Regions from separate parts of the Homo sapiens genome. Here regions 1, 2 and 3 are each linked to region 4. A link is a loop called in an ENCODE intact Hi-C map of the cell type or tissue named here. Cell type or tissue: ascending aorta. All regions are shown on one strand. Region 1 overlaps POLR3E (RNA polymerase III subunit E). Region 2 holds the start of TRL-TAG3-1 (tRNA-Leu (anticodon TAG) 3-1). Region 3 has its middle 50 kb from the start of CDR2-DT. Region 4 holds the start of CDR2 (cerebellar degeneration related protein 2).

The links. Peaks named below come from ENCODE experiments on the same cell type or tissue, not always from the same donor. Only the 100,000 strongest peaks of a DNase experiment are listed, where the experiment ranks them.
Region 1: a loop joins it to region 4, with 2.6 times the contacts of the local background. A loop is called at or near these places in 26 of 110 quality-filtered maps.
Region 2: a loop joins it to region 4, with 6 times the contacts of the local background. A loop is called at or near these places in 30 of 110 quality-filtered maps.
Region 3: it touches region 4 in a loop (6-fold over the local background); 19 of 110 quality-filtered maps call a loop at or near these places.

What each region holds. Positions count from the first base shown.
Region 1 is chr16:22,318,333-22,323,332 of GRCh38, forward strand. POLR3E (RNA polymerase III subunit E) reads left to right here. Exons shown (of 21, transcript NM_018119.4): 13 at 494-614; 14 at 4,518-4,599. Among named protein-coding and RNA genes, the nearest start is that of POLR3E, 23 kb to the left of the region's middle. RefSeq lists enhancers at 3,380-3,927, 3,928-4,477. In ascending aorta, CTCF peaks have their summits at 567 (motif pointing right) and 3,073 (motif pointing left); a DNase peak (open chromatin) is centred at 3,109.
Region 2 is chr16:22,193,826-22,198,825 of GRCh38, forward strand. It overlaps TRL-TAG3-1 (tRNA-Leu (anticodon TAG) 3-1), which reads right to left and starts at 1,967; the gene lies at 1,886-1,967. RefSeq lists an enhancer at 1,473-1,602 and a silencer at 2,353-2,432. In ascending aorta, a CTCF peak has its summit at 2,223; a DNase peak (open chromatin) is centred at 2,006; H3K4me3 peaks cover 862 bases; H3K27ac peaks cover 4,295 bases.
Region 3 is chr16:22,421,950-22,426,949 of GRCh38, forward strand. It overlaps the pseudogene RRN3P3. Among named protein-coding and RNA genes, the nearest start is that of CDR2-DT, 50 kb to the left of the region's middle. In ascending aorta, no CTCF peak of the experiment used is centred here; DNase peaks (open chromatin) are centred at 2,772, 3,272 and 3,633; H3K4me3 peaks cover 1,361 bases; H3K27ac peaks cover 2,019 bases.
Region 4 is chr16:22,372,740-22,377,739 of GRCh38, forward strand. It overlaps CDR2 (cerebellar degeneration related protein 2), which reads right to left and starts at 1,880. Exons shown (of 5, transcript NM_001802.2): 1 at 1,492-1,880. The coding sequence starts at 1,570. CDR2-DT (CDR2 divergent transcript) reads left to right here and starts at 2,148. Exons shown (of 3, transcript NR_148970.1): 1 at 2,148-2,484; 2 at 2,588-2,821. RefSeq lists a silencer at 1,413-1,642 and enhancers at 2,183-2,262, 2,603-2,652. In ascending aorta, no CTCF peak of the experiment used is centred here; DNase peaks (open chromatin) are centred at 1,222 and 1,992; H3K4me3 peaks cover 2,862 bases; H3K27ac peaks cover 2,537 bases.

The DNA of each region.
Region 1 (5,000 bases), 54 kb before region 4:
ATCTGCCTCCCTCGGCCTCCCAAAGTGCTGTGATTACAGGTGTGAGCCAAAGCGCCCAGCCAAATTTTGGACTTTCCCTGGGCCCTGCCCAGGGCTCACTTGGGCGGGAGCAGAGCACAGTGATTGAGGGTACCAAGTGGAGCCAAGTGGCTTGGGTTCACTTCCTGGCTCTGCTACTTCCTAGCCAAGAGATCATGGGTGAGCTTTGAAGCCTTTCCAGGTCTGAGTAGTAATAGACCCTTCCTCCTGAGGCACCCCTCAAGTCTTCCTTAAGGGGCACTTCATATAATCCTCAGATTTCATGAGGTGCCCAGTGCCTGGCATGTAGTGAGCAGCCTGAGAGTGTCAGCTGTTGGCTATGATGGGTGTCATTACTGTTAGTTATCACATTCTGGGGTTATTACATGAACTTGAAGCTATGCGGACTCTCGGTGGAGGGGAGGGAAGGGCCCGGCCCCTCTTCCTTGTCTGATGTCTCCTGCGTCCTCCTCAGTGAAGGTCATGCCTTTTGCCAACTTGATGAGCCTCCTGGGCCCCTCCATCGATTCCGTGGCTGTTCTGCGGGGCATCCAGAAGGTGGCGATGTTGGTCCAAGGGAACTGGGTGGTGAAGAGGTAAGTTGCTTTTTTTATTTTTTATTTTTATTTATTTTTTTCCTTGAGGCAGAGCTTCACTCTTGTTGCCCAGGCTGGTGTGTAGTGGCGCAATCTCGGCTCACTGTAACTTCTCCCTCCCAGGTCCAAGCAACTCTCCTGCCTCAGCCTCCTGAGTAGCTGGGATTATAGGTGCCCGCCACCATGCCCAGCTAATCTTTGTGTTTTTAGTAGACACGGGTTTCACCATGTTGGCCAGGCTGGTCTCGAATCCTGACCTCAAGTGATCCACCCACCTCGACCTCCCAATGTGTTAGGATTATAGGCGTGAGCCACCGGGCCCGGCCTACGCTGTATTCTCTTAATGGGAGCATTTGGTCCTTTTAAATTTAATGCAGTTACTAGTGCTTTGGGTTTAAATCTACAGTGCTTTCTATTTGTCCTGCCTACATTGCATTTAAACTGTTTTTTGTTTTTTTGTTTTTTTTTTTGAGACAGAGTCTCGCTCTGTCCCACAGGCTGGAGTGCAGTGGTGCGATCTCGGCTCACTGCAAGCTCTGCCTGCCGGGTTCACGCCATTCTCCTGCCTCAGCCTCCCGAGTAGCTGGGACTACAAGGCACCCGCCACCACGCCCAGCTAATTTTTTGTATTTTTAGTAGAGATGGGGTTTCACTGTGTTAGCCAAGATGGTCTCCATCTCCTGACCTCGTGATCTGCCCGCCTCGGCTTCCCAAAGTGCTGGGATTACAGGTGTGAGCCACTGTGCCTGGCCGCATTTAAACATTTTTTAAATTGACACATAATGTACATATTTATGGGGGCAGTGTGAAATCTAAATACATGTATACAATGTAATGATCAAATCAGGGCAATTAACATATCTATCCCCTCAAACATTTCTCATTTTTGTGTTGGGCACATTCAAACTTCACTTTTCTAGCTATTTAAAATTATACAATAAATTGTTCTTAATTATAGTCACCCTGTAGTACCCTTTGTCCTGCCTACATTGGATTTTTATATCATTCTTACCATCTGCTGGATTCATTTCTGTTTCTATTTTTTCCTGCTAACTTGGAAGTTACACTGTTTGGGCTCATATATTGATTACCCTACAGTTTTCAGCTTACATTCATGACTTAACACATTTTAATGTTAATTGCTGCTTTTTACCCCATTCCAATCTATTCAGAGATCTTAGAATATTTTATATCTATCCTCATACTTACACACTGCTAGATTGGTATATATATATTTTTTTACCTTTTTAATTTGCCAATCTTCTCTAGTGTTCCAATTTTAGTATATGTACTGCCGAAGAGAGCACAGGATTGGTGTATTTTTATTTTTTTTTTGAGATAGTCTCTCTCTCTTGCCCAGGCTGGGGTGCAGTGGCACAGTCTCAGCTCACTGCAACCTCTGTCTCCCGGGTTTAAGCGATTCTCCTGCCTCAGCCTCCCAAGTAACTGGGATTATAGGCGCTTGCCACCACGCCCGGCTAATTTTTGTATTTTTAGAAGAGGCAGGGTTTTGCTGTGTTGGCCAGCTGGTCTTGAACTCCTGACCTCAGGTGATGCACCCATCTCGGCCTCCCAAAGTGCTGGGATTACAGGCGTGAGCTACCGTGCCCGGCCTGGTGTATTTTAATTCTCTGTATGTTTTCAGCCCCATAAGACATTACTGTATCCAGTCAATCAATATTCTTTACTCGCATGTTTATAATTTAGTCATCATTTCTTTCTGCATCTCTAAGTTTCTATCTGGGATCATTTCGTTCTGCCTAAAGAATGCTATAGTATTTCCTTTAATGTGGGTCTGTTGGTGATGCATTTCCTTGGTTTTTGTGTGTCTGGAAATGTCTATTTCACCTTTGTTCTAGAATTCTAGATTGGTGGTTATTTTCCTTTCCACGCGTTGATATGATTTTGTTGTGTTCCGACTTCATTGTTTCTGTTGGCAGTTTTGTTCTTATTCCTTTGAAGGCAGCCTGCCTTTGTTTTCCTCTGGCTGCTTTTAGGAGTTTCTCTGTTTTTGGTTTTCTACGGGTTCGTTTAGATGTGTCTTTAAGTGTGAATTTTTTACATACTCTGCTGGGGATCACAGGTCTTGAGCGTGGGGCTTGATGCCTTTCAGTGGTTTCTCTTCGGCGAATCCTCCCCTAGACCATGTGCTGCCTCCACGAGACCATCAGTTTCAAGGGATTAGGGATGTCTGTTTTGACTCCTGCTTTATGTTCCCAGTACCCGGAATAATGCCTGGATATTACCAGTGCAGACCCTTGGTAAATAATGTGGCTACGTTTTACTTGAATTATATTGATTCTGAATGATGTAGCATTAATTGCATTAATAACTCACTTTTTAAGTAATGTAGTTTAAGGTGAGCAATGTGACAAAATGTGAAATGTTGAACATTTTAAGAAAATACAATGCCTTGAAAGCTCCTCATAGTTGTAGAGTATATTCGTGTTACTGCCACCTGGTGGCGCCCTTGCACTGCTCCACAGGTGCCCAGCGCAGTTTGTCAGCACCTTGCGGCTGTTGTCCTTTGTTACACGTTTTCATCATGGAAGGCTTTTGCAATGGCGCATCGCGTATTACATAGGACCACGTGTGTATATTTACACCATAAGTGAATGAAAGCCAAGAGGGGTCCTCCCGTCACACACCTGAGGACACTGGCCCAGAGAGGCATGGGACTTGCCAAAAGTCTTGCAGCAAGGCAGCCGCAGAGCCCTGTTAAAACCTAAGCCTCATGGCTCAGCCCTGGGCTCTGCACCCAGCACTGCATGTGTCCCCTGGAGGTGCTGCCCCTTTTAGTTTCGCCCTGTCCTGGGGACTGGAAGGTAGGGACTTGGGGACTGTGGGCATTTCACCTGCCCCGGCACTTCTGTAAGCCCTACTCTGCTGCTGCCCATGCTGCCATGTCAGGGGCCCCTGGGTGAGGGTCCTGTGTGTGCCTGTGAGGAGACAATGCAAAATCCATGCCTCCATTCAGTCACTATGGCTAGACTGCTCGTTCTGTGCCATGGACCGGGCTCTCATTCAGACACTGCCCCTGGGGATGGCGGCTGTTACATTTGAGCTCCCTGAATGCAGAGATCATGGCATGGACCAGGTTTGTTTGGTCAGCACACACTTAATAGGTACCTTCGCTGTGGTGGCAGCGATGAGCCACATCGGCAGAGTCCGTGTCCCCACAGAGCGTGGCCTTGCAGGATGAGTGACAGTTGGTTGCCAGGTGGACCTGAGCAGGGGGAGGAGGAGGGCTTGGCAGCAGAGGGAGGGACAGTCAGAGCACAGGTGCCGCAGCAGGGGCTGAGCCGGGGTTGCAGGGCCTGTGGCTGGAGCTGGGTCAGGGCTACACTCTGGAGATTCTCGTGCCCTGCTGTCCAAGGCCCCGGCCTTTCCTCTGAAGTTCCCTGAACCTTGAGTGCTGAGCCTGTTCTCTCCGAGGGCTAACATGCCTCCCCTGCCTCTGACCTCGGTTCATGCCCACCTGCCCCTTTCAGCAGGTGGCCAAGGGCTTGCAGATGGCTTCATCCCTGGTTCTCTTGGTGTCACGTGCAGGGACCAGTTGTCTTCCAGAGTCCTGGGCTCCTTGAGGTCCCGGGCTGTTCCTCACCTTGTCTGTCTCTGAGCCCGTGACCTCTCCCTGAATGTGCAGGGGTCTTAGGATGAGGCTGGTGTGCATGGCGGGTTGAGGGGTAATAAGAGGAAGAACTGGGGGGATGTGTGGGGTAGAGGGGTGCTTCTTTCCCATGTCTGTGTTCACAGATGTGGCTCCTAAGGGGAGGTCTTGGGGCTCAGGCCTGTACCCAGCCCACGGTGGAAAGAAGCATGGACTGGGGCTTGGCCGGGAGGGGTAGCGGTAGAGGGGGCTCAGGGCAGGGACTGACCTGCCATCCTCACCTGCATTGGCAGTGACATCCTATACCCCAAGGACTCGTCCAGCCCTCACAGCGGCGTGCCTGCTGAGGTGCTCTGCAGGGGCCGAGACTTCGTTGTAAGTACCTTGGGTTCTCTGGACTCACGGTGGGGGCGTGGGAAGAGGGGGGCAGCGGTGCAGGGCTTCTGAAGACCGGGGCCCGGCAGAGGCTCCAGGTGGAGGCGGGTGTGTGAGGAGGCCCTGGCCTCTGCCTTTCTCCTCCTTCCTCTCAGAAGCCTGGAGTCTCGGGCTGGAAAGAACCTTCCAGTTCCTCTAGCGCAGTCGGGGGGTGGGTCAAGAAGCACGTTTCATTCGGCCTGAGTGGTGGTTTAGAAATATTGCCTTGGTTGTCAGATTTTATAAATTGAAATTTTGATGTAAAAAAAATCTTGATGCTAGACAGATGTCTAGCTGTCAAGGGTAATTGGACTCCCTGACACCCCTGGGGCCACTTCCCCACAAGGCGCTGGCGGTCTCCA
Region 2 (5,000 bases), 180 kb before region 4:
GGTCTCTGTCTTGGCCCCTCTTCTCCCTCTGTGGGATCTTTCTGGATGAGTTCATCCCTTCCCATGGCCTCAGTCTCTAATACCTCCCAAATCTGTATCATTTCCTTGGAGTGCTCTCTTGACCTCCAGAAATCTATGTCCAACCTCCTACTCAACCCCATATCCCACAAGAATCTCCAGCTCAATGAAAATCAAACTGAAGTCATCATCTCCCACAAACCTGCTTTCCATCTATCTTGTGTTCCCTCCCAGGAGAGGAGAGGCACCACCAGCCATCCAATGACCCAAGCCCAAATCCTGGGCGTCACTTTTGACGTGATCCTCTTCTTCTCGACATGCTCATCTGTGGATTCTGTCAAATCTATCTCTAAAATGTCTCCCTGACTCACTCCTTCTGTCCCGCACCCGGCCACTATTGTGGTACAAACCACTGTCCTTTCTCCTAGACAATTGCAATAGGCATTGAATGGGACCTCCTGTCCCTGCTGCCAGCGGGAACTTTCTTTTCTTTCTTTGTTTCTTTGTTTCTTTCTCTTTTTTTTGACACGGAGTTTCACTCAATCGCCCAGACTGGAGTGCAGTGGTGCGATCTCGGCTCACTGCAACCTCCGCCTCCCAGGTTCAAGCAATTCTCCTGTCTCAGCCTCCCAAATAGCTGGGATTACAGGTGCGTACCACCATGCCCAGCTAAATTTTGTATTTTTGGTAGAGACGGGGTTTCACCGTGTTGGCCAGGCTGGTCTCAAACTCCTAACCTCAGGTGACCCACCCGCCTCAGCCTCCCAAAGTGCTGGAATTACAGGTGTGAGCCACCGTGCCCAACCAGTGAACTTTCTAAATTCCAAATTGGAACATGCCACTCTCTAGCTCAAAAGCCTTCCATGGTTTCCCATTGCCCTTGGGAAGGGACCAAGTTCAAAGCCTTAACTCGGCATTCATGGCCCTCTTTGCCTGTCTCTTCGCCTCACCTATTGCCAATACTCCACCTCCACTCTCTGTGCAGCTGCCCTGAATTACCTTCACAGCGTCTCAGCCTTACCAGGCTCTTTAGGAGTTCCCTCTTGGAAATCCCCTCCCACGCCTTCACTTGGCTAATCTCAATTTCAGGCCCCAGCTAAATGTCACTTCCTTGCTTCTCAGGGGCCAGGTTAGCATGCTGTACTGCCTAACACTCCTCACAGGTGTAATTAATTAAAATGACAATGTCTGCAAAGTCGATGGGTTCAAAAACATGCCTGCCTTGTACACCACCACAGCCTCAGGACGAGCACGGTTTCTGGCACATAGTAGGCCCTTCATAAACAGCTCAACAACTGTTTATAAATGAAGGCCCCTAAATCAAGCCTGAAAACCAAGTAAGAGGTGAATCAATGAAGCAGAGACCTCAAGGTTGGCACCCCCACATAGGGCCAGACCCCTACTACTCCAGGGTCACCTGACAACAGAGGTTTATGGGGTCCCTGGAGCCCTCTAAAGTACACGGAGCAGGCCAGAAAGGGACCCCCGTCCCTAACTCAGGTCATGATTACAACCACCCCCAACTAACCCCAGGAAGACCCAGACAGGCTGTTGGGAACTTTTCAAGCTAGCTCAGATGCTTTCCCCTGGAAATGGGGAGATGTGTTTTGTTTTTTTGTTTTGTTTTGAGGGAGCTGGATGGGTAGGTGAAAGAGAGGTTTGTGTATTGGGCTAGACAGTGAAAGAGCCTGCACTGCAGTTTCTGCCTTTTCTCTTCCCTTCCCCCTTCCATTAAAAAAAATCCATTATAAGCAATCTAAAGCTTTAAAAAAGAAATACATCAGAAAGGAGAAAAAAGGAAGAGAAGTTGGCAAAGGACTACATAAAGAGATGGTTTATGGATAGAAAAGTGAGACCTTCTGAGGTGTGGCAGCGGTGGGATTCGAACCCACGCCATCGAAATGACTGGAGCCTAAATCCAGCGCCTTAGACCACTCGGCCACGCTACCTCCCGATCGTAGGGCTTCCTATGCCGGCATATTAGTGTGATGACGGAGGCGCCCCGCCCTCAAAGTTTGCGCATGCTCAATATAGAACCGCTGTCTCCTGCGTTGCTCACGGAGACTTGGAGTCACAGTGCTCTCGCGATCAGCAGCAGTAAACACACTAGGAACGCACTATTAAAATGAAGAGTGCCTACATATCAAAAATTAATATTTTTAATATTAAATCCTCACAAGTGTGTTTGGATTTGATTTTGAGTTTTCCTTGGGCGTGATCCTGCCTACAGCCACGTAGGGGCGCTCCCGTGCTGCCGCTTCCTCCCGGGTGGGCCGGGATCTTGCGTGGAGCCCCAGTTTGTATGTTGGGTCCCCAAGGTGCAGACGCTCTGTCCAGTTCAAGGCCCCTCTGTAGCCCTGAGTGGCCTCATGTCCTAGCCCTTGCCCTCGCGATGTAAGAATCAAGAGTTCAGGGAGGAAAACCATTGAACGTTGTTGCAGATTCTTTGCATGTGTGGGCTCCTAACATATCAAAAACTATTAAGCTTTCATAAGCTGTGCGACCCATTTTACAGAGGAGGAAAATAGAGATGCTAAGTAACTAGCCTCGGGTGCCCCAGCCAGCCGGCATTCCACAGCCTCCCAAGACGTTTGTTCGTACGTGCAGAGGATTTTAGTGCTTTTAGAAAAAAAAAAAAAAAGCAATAAATATAGAGTATAACCTAGCAAAATTCCATTTCCTATCATCTCGAATTATTACTAACATTTTGCATATTCGCTTCAATTTTTTTTTTTTTTTTTTTCCTGAGACTGAGTTTCGCTCCTGTTGCCCAGGCTGGAGTGCAATGGCGCGATCTCGGCTCACTGCAACCTCCATCTTCCAGGTTCAAGCGATTCTCCTGTCTCAGCCTCCCAAGTAGCTGGGATTACAGTCGCATGCCACCAACGCCCGGCTAATTTTTGCATTTTTAGTAGAGACGGGGTTTCATCATATTGGTCAGGCTGGTCTCGAACTCCTGACCTCAGGTGATCCGCCCGCCTCGGCCTCCCAAAGGGCTGGGATTACAGACGTGAGCCACCGCGCCTGGCCTGAAATTGTTTAAATTAAAATTAAAATTAACACTCTAGATAAAATTCAAGTCTCCTTTGATGTCCCCAAGTTCTATTCCCCCTTCCTTCTCTTTCAGGAGTTTCCCATCTTTTCAGTATGCATTTTCCTAATTTCACAATCACATAGGGTTGTCTATTTCCTTGCACGTTTAAGGAAAATGGCAAACAAAAATCCAAGGTTGTAGAGACAGTTGGGTAAGTGGGAGTGGCAGTCTGTATAATGACCCCTAAAGATGCCCACACTTGAACGTGTAAATATGTTACCTTCCGTGGCAAAAGGGACTTTTGCAGTTGTGATTAAATTAAGGATCTTCTGATGGGGAGAGGAGCCTGGATTATCCAGGTGGTCCCAATATAATCACAAAAGTCCTTATAAGAAAGAAACAGGTAGCCAGGCGCGATGGCTCATGCCTGTAATCCCAGCACTTTGGGAGGTTGAGGTGGGCAAATTGCTGGAGGTCAGGAGTTCGAGGCCAGCCTGGCCAACGTGGTGAAATGTCATCTCTACTAAAAATACAAAAAATTAGCCAGGCATGGTGGCATGTGCCTGTAATCCCAGCTATTCGGGAGGCTGAGGCAGGAGAAGCACCTGAACCCAGGAGGCGGAGGTTGCAGTGAGCTGAGATCGCGCAACCGCACTCCAGCCTGAGCGACAGAGCGAGATTCCATCTCAGAAAAGAAAAAGAAAGAGGCAGGAATTCAAGGAGGTATGAGGGTGAAAACAGAGGTCCCAGTGATGTAGCCACAAGCTACAGAATGTCGGCAGTCTCTAGAGGCTGGAAAAGGTAAGGAAATTGATTCACCCCTAGAGGCACCAAAAAGGGAACACAAGGTGTCTGACACCTTGATGTTAGCGTTTCCGACTTCCAGAACAGTACCACTATAAATCTGTGTTGCTTTAAGCCACTAAATTTGTGTTAATTTGTTACAGCAGCAATAAGAAACTAATCAAGTGGGTAAACCCATGGGCTTGGGAATGACACAGTCTAAACTCCCATGAGCTGTGTGATCTTGGAAAAGTCACTTCTCTCTGGGCCTCAGTTGCTCATCCCTGTAATGGAGTGATAATGATAGTATCTACCCCACAGGATTTGCTGTGAGGATTAAACTCATTCATTCTGCAAATGTTTCATGAGCACCTACAATGTGTCAGGCACTGCTCCGGTTATATCAGAGGATAAAGTCAATACAGATTAAATGTGGTAATTTGGCCAGGTATGGTGGCTCACGCCAGTAATCCCATCCCTTTGGGAGGTTGAGGTGGGAGGATTGCTTGAGGCCAGGAGTTTGAGGCTACAGTGAGCTATGATCATACCACTGCACTCTAGCCTGGGTGACAGAGAGAGATCTTGTGTCTAAACATGTGCCAAGCATTTAGATGAATCTCTGGCACATATGAGAAGGGTGACGGTGATGACTTTGTTCTCTCCTGGTATCTCAAGGGTTCCCACCACAAGGGTTCTTTTTGGTTTTTGTTTTCTTCTGTTTTGTTTTGTTTTGTTTTAAGACAGAGTTTCGTTCTTGTCGCCCAGGCTGGAGTGCAATGGCATGATCTTGGCTTACTGCAACCTCCGCCTCCCAGGTTCAAGCAATTCTCATGCCTCAGCCTCCCGAGTAGCTGGGATGACAGGCACCCGTCACCAAGCCCAGCTAATTGTTTTTGTTTTTTTGTATTTTCAGTAGAGACGGGGTTTTGCCATGTTGGCCAGGCTGGTCTCAAACTCCTTGACCTCAGGTGACCCACCGGCCTCAGCCTCCCAAAGTGCTGGGATTACAGGAGTGAGCCACCGTGGCCCAGCCACCACAAGGGTTCTTATACAGGCACTGGCCACTTGGTGGTATTCCACACACATCTCTCCAAACACCCTGTTTCAAGTAGGGGGTCTCTCCCAGGATGATACTGGGCCCTGCTAGGAGGTCAACTCCAGGAAG
Region 3 (5,000 bases), 49 kb after region 4:
ACCCAGTAAACATAGTTACTGATATTTTTACTTGCAGTGTAACTTTCTGGCCCCTTCCCATAATCACATGTATTTGGTAAGCTTTTGTTTTCAAAATAAGCCAATAACATTTAATAAGAAACAACAGTATATTTGTCTGTTTTCATGCTGCTGATAAAGCCATACCCGAGACTGGGTAATTTACAAAGAAAAAGAAGTTGAATGGACTCACAGTTCCATGTGGCTGGGGAGGCCTCCCAATCATGGCAGAAGGCGAAAGGCAGGTCTTGCATGGTGGCAGCCAAGAGAGAGAATGAGAACCAAGCAAAAGGGGTTACTCAGGAGCCTGTGGCAGGAGAATGGCGTGAACCCGGGAGGTGGAGCTTGCAGTGAGCGGAGATCGCGCCACTGCACTCCAGCCTGGGTGACAGAGCAAGACTCCGTCTCAAAAAAAAAAAAAACCCATCAGATTGGCTGGGTGCAGTGGCTCACGCCTATAATCCCAGCACTTTGGGAGGCTGAGGTGGGTGGATAGCTTGAGGTTGGGAGCTCGAGACCAGCCTGGCCCACATGGTGAAACCCCATTTTTACACTACACTACATTTTTAGTGTAGATCCCAAATATTTAGCGTAAGTATGGTTTGTGTAATATTTAGGATGCTCATATTTTAAAACGGTGATACTGGAATGCTTCTCCCCACCGTCATGAAGCTGGCACTTTCTTACCAGCTGGGACTTGGGTCCAACGGGGTCTTTTCTGACCATGTTGTGTAACGCTCACAACCTCCCTCAGTGGAGTCATCGCTGGCTTATCACCTGGTTTCATTTTCATCCAGCACTTATCGCTATCCAAAACCATCTTCTTTCTTATGTACATATTTGTTTATTTTTCTGTAAACTTGCATAGAGAAGTACCTATTTATTAATTAATGTTTACTAATTTTCTTATTCCACCAGAAGGCAAGCTCCATGGGAGCAGGGGTTTCCCTTTCTTGATTGATCCTTTCTCCCTACAAAAGACCACACAGCACACAGGGGTCACGGTGCACCTGGGAAGCATCTGGGAAGGTGGACGATTAGAAATGGGCTTTTGGGCTGGGCACGGTGGCTCACGCCTGTAATCCCAGCACTTTGGGAGGCCAAGGTGGGAGGATCACAAGGTCAGGAGATTGAGACCATCCTGGCTAACATGGTGAAACCCTGTCTTTACTAAAAATACAAAAAAAAAATTAGCCGTGCATGGTGGCAGGCGCCTGTAGTCCCAGCTACTCCGGAGGCTGAGGCAGGAGAATGGTGTGAACCCGGAAGGCGGAGCTTGCAATGAGCCAAGATCGCGCCACTGCACTCCAGCCTGGGCGACAGAGCAAGACTCTGTTTCAAAAAAAAAAGAAAAGAAAAGAAAAGAAAAAAGAAATGGGCTTTTGGATCCAAATGATAACAACAGTGACTCCACCGCCTGACATTTTGTCTAACATGATCCCACCCCTGGTCACAATTGATTGGACAGGGATGGGCACTCAAACCATGCTGGACCAATCAGAGCCCCTTCCTCAGTCCCGCTCCTAATTAGTGCAGGGCTGGGCCAATCAGAGTCACTGCTCTGGGAATTTAGAATCTGAAGTGAGCAAGAACAGGAACAGTGGCTCCCCAGTGGCTGAATCTCTAACAGGTAAACTTTGAAAGCTGTTTGGTACATTTTCATTTTTCAGTCTTGAGGACCAGAAAGCAGAGAAAACATCTGTAGAGAGCGAGGCGACACTGACTTCTACCTAACTTCCCCAAAAATATTCACACCCAGGCCTGAGGGAAGAAACAGGAGCTACATACAGAATGGAGATGGAAACACACATGTGTTCACACACGCACACACAACACACGTGCACACACATGTGCACAATGCACATGAGCACACATGCACATACGTATACACACATGCTCATGCAGTGCACACACGCATACCCGCACACGAACACACACGAACACATGCACACACGGGCACACACACATGAACACACATGCACAATGTATACACAGTGCATATGTGCACACATGCACATGAACACACACATGCACACACACGCACATGAACACACACACATGCACACACACGTGCACACACATGTAGTCGTTTTAGGAACTAGACTGCCAGTTTATGAATTTGCAATGATAAATCACTTTCCCGGGATATAAGCGTGATGGTCACATCCTTTCCTCTCAGTCCAGGGGTCGTCCTTGAACTGCACAGCCACAGTGCCAGTCCCAACAGTGCCAAGATTCCCCTCCAAGGAATTCACTCTTCCCGTCTCTCATCTTGAAGCTGCCGATTTGTGCCCCACTAGAGGAGCCAAGACGTCCCTAGAACCTCCTCCTCTCATGCGGACAGCCTGGCAGGCACCCCCCAACTCCGGGCTCTCAGGCCTCGTTTGGATTTATTTTGAAGGAAGCTATTGTTTACTAAATGCTTAATTCTCCCGGAATGGTGCCAAGCGCTTCATACAGCCCTGCCCAATGAGCTGGGCCCTCCCGCACCTTTAGGGAATGAGCTGAGCTATCTGCGGGGGTACTCGAGGTGGGACAGGCACAGTGTGGCAGCGCGTGGATCTGGCTGCTGTTTTCCTTTGTGACTGGCACCTCTCCTCTCCCCCTTCCCTCCTCCCCACCGCTTTGCTCCCCCAGCCTTTCTTCCTTGGCCTTCAAGGCCATACACACTCCCTGGAAAGAGCCCTTGCTGCCACCTCTGTTACTCATCGTCCTTGGCCCGTGCTTGCTCCAAGTGCTGGCACCCCCAGCTCCTAGGAAAACTGCTGGCAGTGTCCCCACCAACGGAAATTTCCTTGGCCTCTCTGTTTGTTTCGCTTTGTTTCTGGCCCTGCCACGGTGTGGCCCAGGCCTCGGGAGCCTGTCTGTGTGCAGTTCTCTGCACCTTGTCCGCTCCCTTCCCTTCGTCTTATGGGCACTGCCCCTCCTTCCATCCAGGGTTTGCTGTGTTTTCATCTCATTCTCTGTTTCTCTCTGAAAACCTTTCTCTAGCCCTACCTGTCCTTCATCTGAGGTTCTCATTCCCTCCATCCCCAGCAGCTCCAGATTCCCAATCTGGGTGAACAAAGAGGACAGAAAATCTGTGAAGGAGAGGACCGAGAACCTGGAAAAATCAGCTGCAGAGACGGGGAGGGGACCGGGAGCAAGTGAAGCTGAGTAGGAGAGAAATAAAAAGGAAACTGGGTTTTGGAGAAAATGACAAATAAAGTGAAACCAGATTGGCCCACGTGGATGGGAGCCAAGGGAGGGATGACCCAGCTCATTTCCATGGCCCGGGAGAGACACCGGATCCTTCTTTCGGTCTGTGGCAGGGAGGGCCTAGATCCTTTGAGCAGATGTGAAGCCGGTGGGGAAGCCAAAAGTGGGGTTGGGACAAGGTCAGAGGCTGACACTGGGAGACAGAGACAGCAGCAGTGGCCTTGGACCTGAGAGCAACCGAGTCAGGGAGGGGCCGAGGTCAGCTCGGGGTCCATGGCCAGGACGCACGTCCAGTGAGGAGGGCGCCCCATCCTCACTCTGGGAACAGCGTCCTCGGCTGTCCTGCGGGAGTGCTGCCTCCCACTCTCCAAGCACACCTTGCTCCAGGCGGGGTCACCCTCGGGCTGGCCAGATGAGCAGCCAAAGCCGGGCCCCTGAGAATCAGCCCTGGGATGGTGGCTGGAACTGCCGGGAAAGAGGTGACGTCGCTCCACTGGAGGCCAAGCCACAGCCTCGGGTGGCCACCATTGCCCCATCAGGGAACCCCCATGAGTGTCCCCTGGGGAAAGCAGAGCCTGGGGGAGCACTCAGAGCCCTGGCAGTCGACAACCCCTGCACCCGGTTGCAGCCCTGACTCTTTAGGATCGGAGCTGGCAAATCTCCCTCTTCTTTGCTTAAGCCAGTTTGAGGTGGGGTTCTGCCAGGTAAACCAAAAAGAAGTCTTAAGAAGCCTTACTGGAATTCCTCACTTGGAGAGCAGCAGTGAGATCCCAGGCTGCAGGGACAAGAGGGAGGAAGGCAGGGGGCAGTGACGGGTGGGAGATGGTGCATGCTGGCTCTGGAGCTGACTGTGCAAATCTCTTCCCAACTCCACTATTGGTGACTGCACCTTCAAAACTTGAACTCGGCCATGCAGGGGTAATTGCACCATGGAAAGTGGCGAACACCACACATCACCGCTCTTGTACCTCCACCCAGCCCCGGAAAGCCAGCTGCTAGGCCTGTACCAGCATTCCCCACCCATGGACTCAGGAGGGCCAGGCTTACCTGGGACCACTTCTGAAAGTTGCACCAGCCCCAGCTTCCCTGAGGACAAGGCTGAGTCACGAAGCATGGACGAGGCTGAGCTGCAGTCTGCACAGGTGGAGTTAAACAGGCCATAGCCAACTCGCCCCTCACCCAGGGTCTGCACAGACCTCACCTGCAGCCAAATTACATTTGAGCACACAGTAAAAGGATGGAAACTGATGATCCTCCTGCTCCCTCCCTTCCATTTCTTTGCTCTCAGTTTAGTCACTGTTTTTTGTTTGTTTGTTTGATTGTTTGTTTGTTTTTGAGACAATGTCTTCTTGCTCTGTCACCCAGGCTGGAGGGCAGTGGTGCAATCTCAGCTCACTGCAACCTCCGCCTCCTGGGTTCAAGCAATTCTCCTGCCTCAGCCTCCTGAGTAGCTGGGACTACAGGCACGCACCACCACACTTGGCTAATTTTTCTATTTTTAGTAGAGACGGGGTTTCACCATGTTGGCCAGGCTGGTCTGGAACTCCTGACCTCAGGTGATCCACCTGCCTCTGCCTCCCAAAGCACTGGGATTACAGGCATGAGCTACTGCACCTGGCCAATTTAGTCACTTATTTTATTTTATTTTATTTTATTTTTTTTGAAACTAAGTCTCACTTTGTTGCCCAGGCTGGAGTGCAGTGGCGTGATCTCGACTCACAACTTCCGCCTCCCAGGTTCAAGCAATTCTTCTGCCTCAGCCTCCCCAGTAGCTGGGATTACAG
Region 4 (5,000 bases):
ACTCTGTAAGTGTAATAAAGGTGAATTACTTTGGTTAAAGTGATTGCATGTTAATTTAAGAAATTATCTTCCTCCAAAAGAGGTGCTCATTTTATTTTCCTTTTCTGAGTTATTCAGGTCTACATTCTTTTCTTCTGCCATGTTCAGTGGTTAGCATGAACAAGCAACATGATCATTTAATATTCAACTAAATGAGATGTTAATTTTCATTGCAAGATTAGAGCTGAGAGCATTTACACAGAATTGCAGAAACTGAAGATGCCTGGAAAAATTCCTGAGGATTGTTCAGTACTCAGTATAGCGGTTAAGAACGTTTGCTCTGGAGTCTTAAGGAGAACCCTAGCACTCCCCAACATTACTACCTCTATTGTGTTACTGGGAGAATTAAATGAGCAACTGTGTTATGGGCCTATCAGTGTTAGGCACATAAAAAGTGTTCCCCAACTGCTAGCTCCTGCTATTAGTATAAGAAAAACAGGGGCCCCACTGGCCCCAAAGAGTGGGCTACTCTACGATTGTTCTCTGGAGACACCATCGGCAGGCCTGTTTCTAAGTGAAAGCTGGCGTGCAAACTGAAGAAAAGTGGCAGAGATAGATGCGCTCTTTCTTCTGTCGTTTCAATTGGCATCTGGTGAACTATGCCTAACAGCTTAACGCCCAACTGAAAAAAACTGTAAACTAGGATGGTAAGGAAGAGATGGGGTTTGAGCAGTGACTACAACTCTTCTTCTGAGTGTGTGGGTTCAAAAAACACTCCCTCCCACACTTAGCTTTAGGCAAGCCACTTTACCGTTTTAATCTCCGCTTTCCTCATATGGAAAATGGGATAACAAAAGTGTGTAATTGGATTGTTTGTACCTCAATGGATAAATGCTGGGATGGACGCCCCGTTCTCCATCACGTGCTTATTTCACACTGCGTGCCTGTATCCAAACATCTCATGTACCCCACAAATATATACACCTACCATGTACCCTCAAACATTAATTTTTAAAAAGTTACTGTCTCCTGGAGTTACGGTGCGGAGCGCACAGCTCCCGCTACGCCGCAAAACAACTACCACCTGCAGCAGCCGGCCCTCCACGCTGGCCATGAAAGGCGCTGGGCTAGACAGCCTGCGACGGGGCGGCTTCTCGGGCTATGCCACTTACTGCGGGACACACTGGCTCACCCGGGTCTGCCTCGGAGGAATGCAGTGAGGATTAAACTAGCTAATCCACGGAAAGCGCTTAAAACGGTGCCTGGCTCGTCCCTGGCCCCCACGCGCCTCGGGGCTGATATTCAACTGCGCATTAGCAAGGCCGTGGGCCCCGTGCCGAGGCTTCCTGCGGGCGGGATCCGCGGGCACGGCCGGCCCAGCCGCCAGGTGAGCCTGAGCCCTTCCCGGCACCTGCATCCTCCGCCGCCACAAAAAGCAACTTTTTAACAGTTTCGCAGCGGGGGCCTCCCGGGCCAGGCCGCCGCCCGCCCGCGGGGCGCCCCCGCCCTCACCTTGCTGGAGGTCCTGGTGGTCGTACCACGGCTCGTCCTCCTTCATCTCAAACTCCTCTACCAGGTTTTCCGCCAGCATCTCGGCTGGGTCTTCTAGGGGCAGCGGCCCCCGCCGCCGTCCCGCCTCAGCCGCTGCCCCGGGCTCTTCCCCGGCCCCTCCGCCCTCAGCCAGAGCCGCCCTCGGGCGGGACGCGCCGCCGCCCAGACTCCGCTGCGCCGCCTCAGCCCCGTTCCCGCCGGCGGCCGCCGACCGGCCGGCTGCCTCGACTCGCCTCGCGCCTACCGACGGCCCCAACGGCCGGGCATTACGGTGCGAACGCCTGGAGCCGGAGTCTCACGCAGCCGCCAGTCTTCACGCCGCCGCCGGGCCCAACGTGGCACTTTGGCAGAACCCTCCCCGGCCGGGGATGCGATTCAAACCCCCGGCGGCGCCTCAACCAATCGCGAGCGGGCTGCTGGCCGAGCGGCAGGGACTTCGTCCAATCGCCTCTCTCCAAAGACCGGCGGCTCGCCCGGTATCGAGGGCAAGCAGCCAATGGTGGGTCCGGAATAAACAAAGAAGGCGGGGAAAGAGTGAAGGGGTGCGGCCGAAAGCCCGTCCCCTGATCTGCGCTGTGAGGCTCCTAGGAGGGCGTTCTGGGTTTCGGGCTGGGGAGCTGGCAGAGGCGCGTCTTACCCCTGTGGTGGGTGTCCCGAGGCCGGCGCGTCTGTGGACAGGCAACGCAGGCCGGAGGGCCTAGGACTCCGGCCTCTGAGAGGCGGGCGGTTGTCCAGGGGAGTCCTTCGTGCCGGCGGGAAGCGCAAGGGTGCCGGAAGCCTGAGGTCCGCCGCCCGGCCACCCCTTCTCGCATCTTGACTCTGAGATTTGCTCCGGGTCCGGCGGGGAGACTCGAGGTCGATCGGGAGTTTGGGTTGAGAAAACGCCCACTGAGCGGTAGCTCTTGTCTCCTTGACATCTGAGCCCTGGGAATTAAACTCACGCTACATAAAACGGTGGGCACCAGACCCCCTTGAGAATCTGGGGCGGTGAGGGATGCCCGAAGCTGTCCACTTGGAGGGCGAAAATTGTAAGCAGTGTTGCAACGATTTTTAAAAGGTACCCCTAGACCACAAGTTAAGCATCTGGGGACGTGACATTGCACCTGGAGGGGACAGGCTGCAGCTCCAGCACTTAGTAGCCAGCGAGGCAGAGCACGCTGTCCTCCACCGACATAACCCAGCAAATACTGCTCCTAGGTAAAGCTTTAAGCACCATCTTGCAGACAAAGCACGGAAACTCTTAAGCAGGATGACAGACCTGAAGGTCAATGTTCTCAACCTTGACGTAAAGGTAAAGGTGCAGCTGATGGAAGACAACAGGGCCAATATCTAACTAACTTTGAGCAACGAAACAAAAAAAAATCGAGGTTTAAGTATACAATTGAAAGATTATCTCTAGAACATGAGGTAATAAACTGTTAGAAATTCAGAGAGAGGGAAGAGGTGGAGAGGAGTGTTAAATCCTGATCTATTTTAGAAGTGAGTCGACAGATAATACCTTACATTGATAATCCAATGAATAGTTTCCACAAATATGGAGAGAGCTGCCAGAACTAAAAATGGGAAGCAATTAAGAGTTTTCCGAGGCTGGACACGGTGGCTCACGCCTGTAATCCCAGCATTTTGGGAGGCCGAGGCGGGCGGATCACCTGAGGTCGAGAGTTCGAGGCCAGCCTGACCAACATGGAGAAACCCCATCTCTACTAAAAATACAAAATTAGCTGGGCGTGGTGGCGCATGCCTGTAATCCCAACTACTTGGAAGGCTGAGGCAGGAGAATTGCTTGAAACCCGGGAGGTGGAAGTTGCAGTGAGCCGAGATTGCGCCATTGCACTCCAGCCTGGGCAAAAACTGCGTCTCAAAAACCAAACAAAAAAAAAAAGTTTTCCTAAGAGGAGGAGTGATTTGAGGCTGGGGACTTTGGCTTTTTGTTATAAACCCTTCTGTGATCTTGCTTTTTTAGTTACTTGCACATTAAAAATAAGGGAAATTGTAGGGAAGGAATTATAGACTCAAGCTACTTTTTTTGTCTTTCTGTATAAAAAAAGACTTGGGTAATTTGGAAGGGGGGAAAAACTCATCCTGAATAATTCTTGTGGGTAATAAAATTCAGGGTGTCTCTCTGCCTCCCATCTTTGCTCAAACCAGCATAACCTAACCTCACGCTGATGCTGTATCAAACAGCACTTGACTCCAGGGTTACCTTACACATAGGCTGTAGGCTACTCTGGAGAAGTCTTGCCAAGGACAAGACCTCCCACTGTGGAGTTGTTACCTGAAGTTTTACCCTTCAGTCCTTAAAGGAGACTGCTGAATAGAGTGGAAAGCACAAGGGACCTAGAGTGAGAAAACCTAGAGTTCTCGCCATACTCAGTACCAGCAGAGAAGCCTTTTAGCAAACAGTTTACAGGAAAGATGATTGTTTGCCTTGCTCACAGAGCTATCTGAATCAGAGAGACCCTGAAAGCAAGTATTTTGTGCTCATTTTAAATGTAAGGCTGTGTTCTTGTGACCTATACTGTAGAAGTGCAGGTACCCTTGAGGACCAATTATGAGCATCACAATAAATAATCATAGTAATGGATTATAACCCATTGAATAAAAAGGAAAGAATCCATGAGTCCATACTGACATAAATAAATGGGAGAGAAAAGAAAACTTTCTTACAGTAGGATGCCAAGCAAAAAATGTAGAAGGAATAACACTGTTAGAAAGTAATAATAATAATAAAAGAGGAATGGTAAACTCACAAATCCCTTTCTTCAAAAAGGCAAAATGTTACTGGCACACCTGTAGTCCCAGCTACTTGGGGGGCTGAGGTGAGAGAATTGCTTGAGTCCAGGAGTTTGAGGTTACGATGAGCTATGATAGGTGACAGCAGAGCAAGACCCTGTCTCAAAAAAAAAAAAAAAAAAAAAAAAAAAAAAGGCTGTGTACAGTGGCTCATGCCGTAATCCCAGCTCTTTGGGAGGCTGAGGCAGGCAGATCACCTGAGGTTGGGAGTTCAAGACCAGCCTGGCCAATAAGGTGGCCCATCTCTACTAAAAATACAAAAATTAGCCGGGAGTGGTGGTGCAAGCCTGTAATCCCAGCTACATGGGAGGCCAAGACACAAGAATCCTTTGAACCTTGGAGGCAGAGGTTGCAGTGATCCGAGACCGTGACACTGTACTCCAGCCTGGGCAATAGAGTGAGACTCTGTCTCAAAAAAAAAAAAAAAAAAAGAAAGAAAGAAAAGAAAGTGAGGTCCTGTAAAGCCTCTTCTACTGCCCTAGTTGTCCATCGAGATATTCAGAGTTGAAATAAGATCACTTCAAACAAACTATCTTAATCACTAAAGATAGAACCCTTTGGAAAGATAGCAAGTTGGATTTAGGAATAATTGGCAATGGTGATTTGTGGAAGCTAAAGGGCTAGAATCATGCAGGGGCATTTTTTTTTTTTTTTTTTTTGAGAGAGTCTCACGCTTG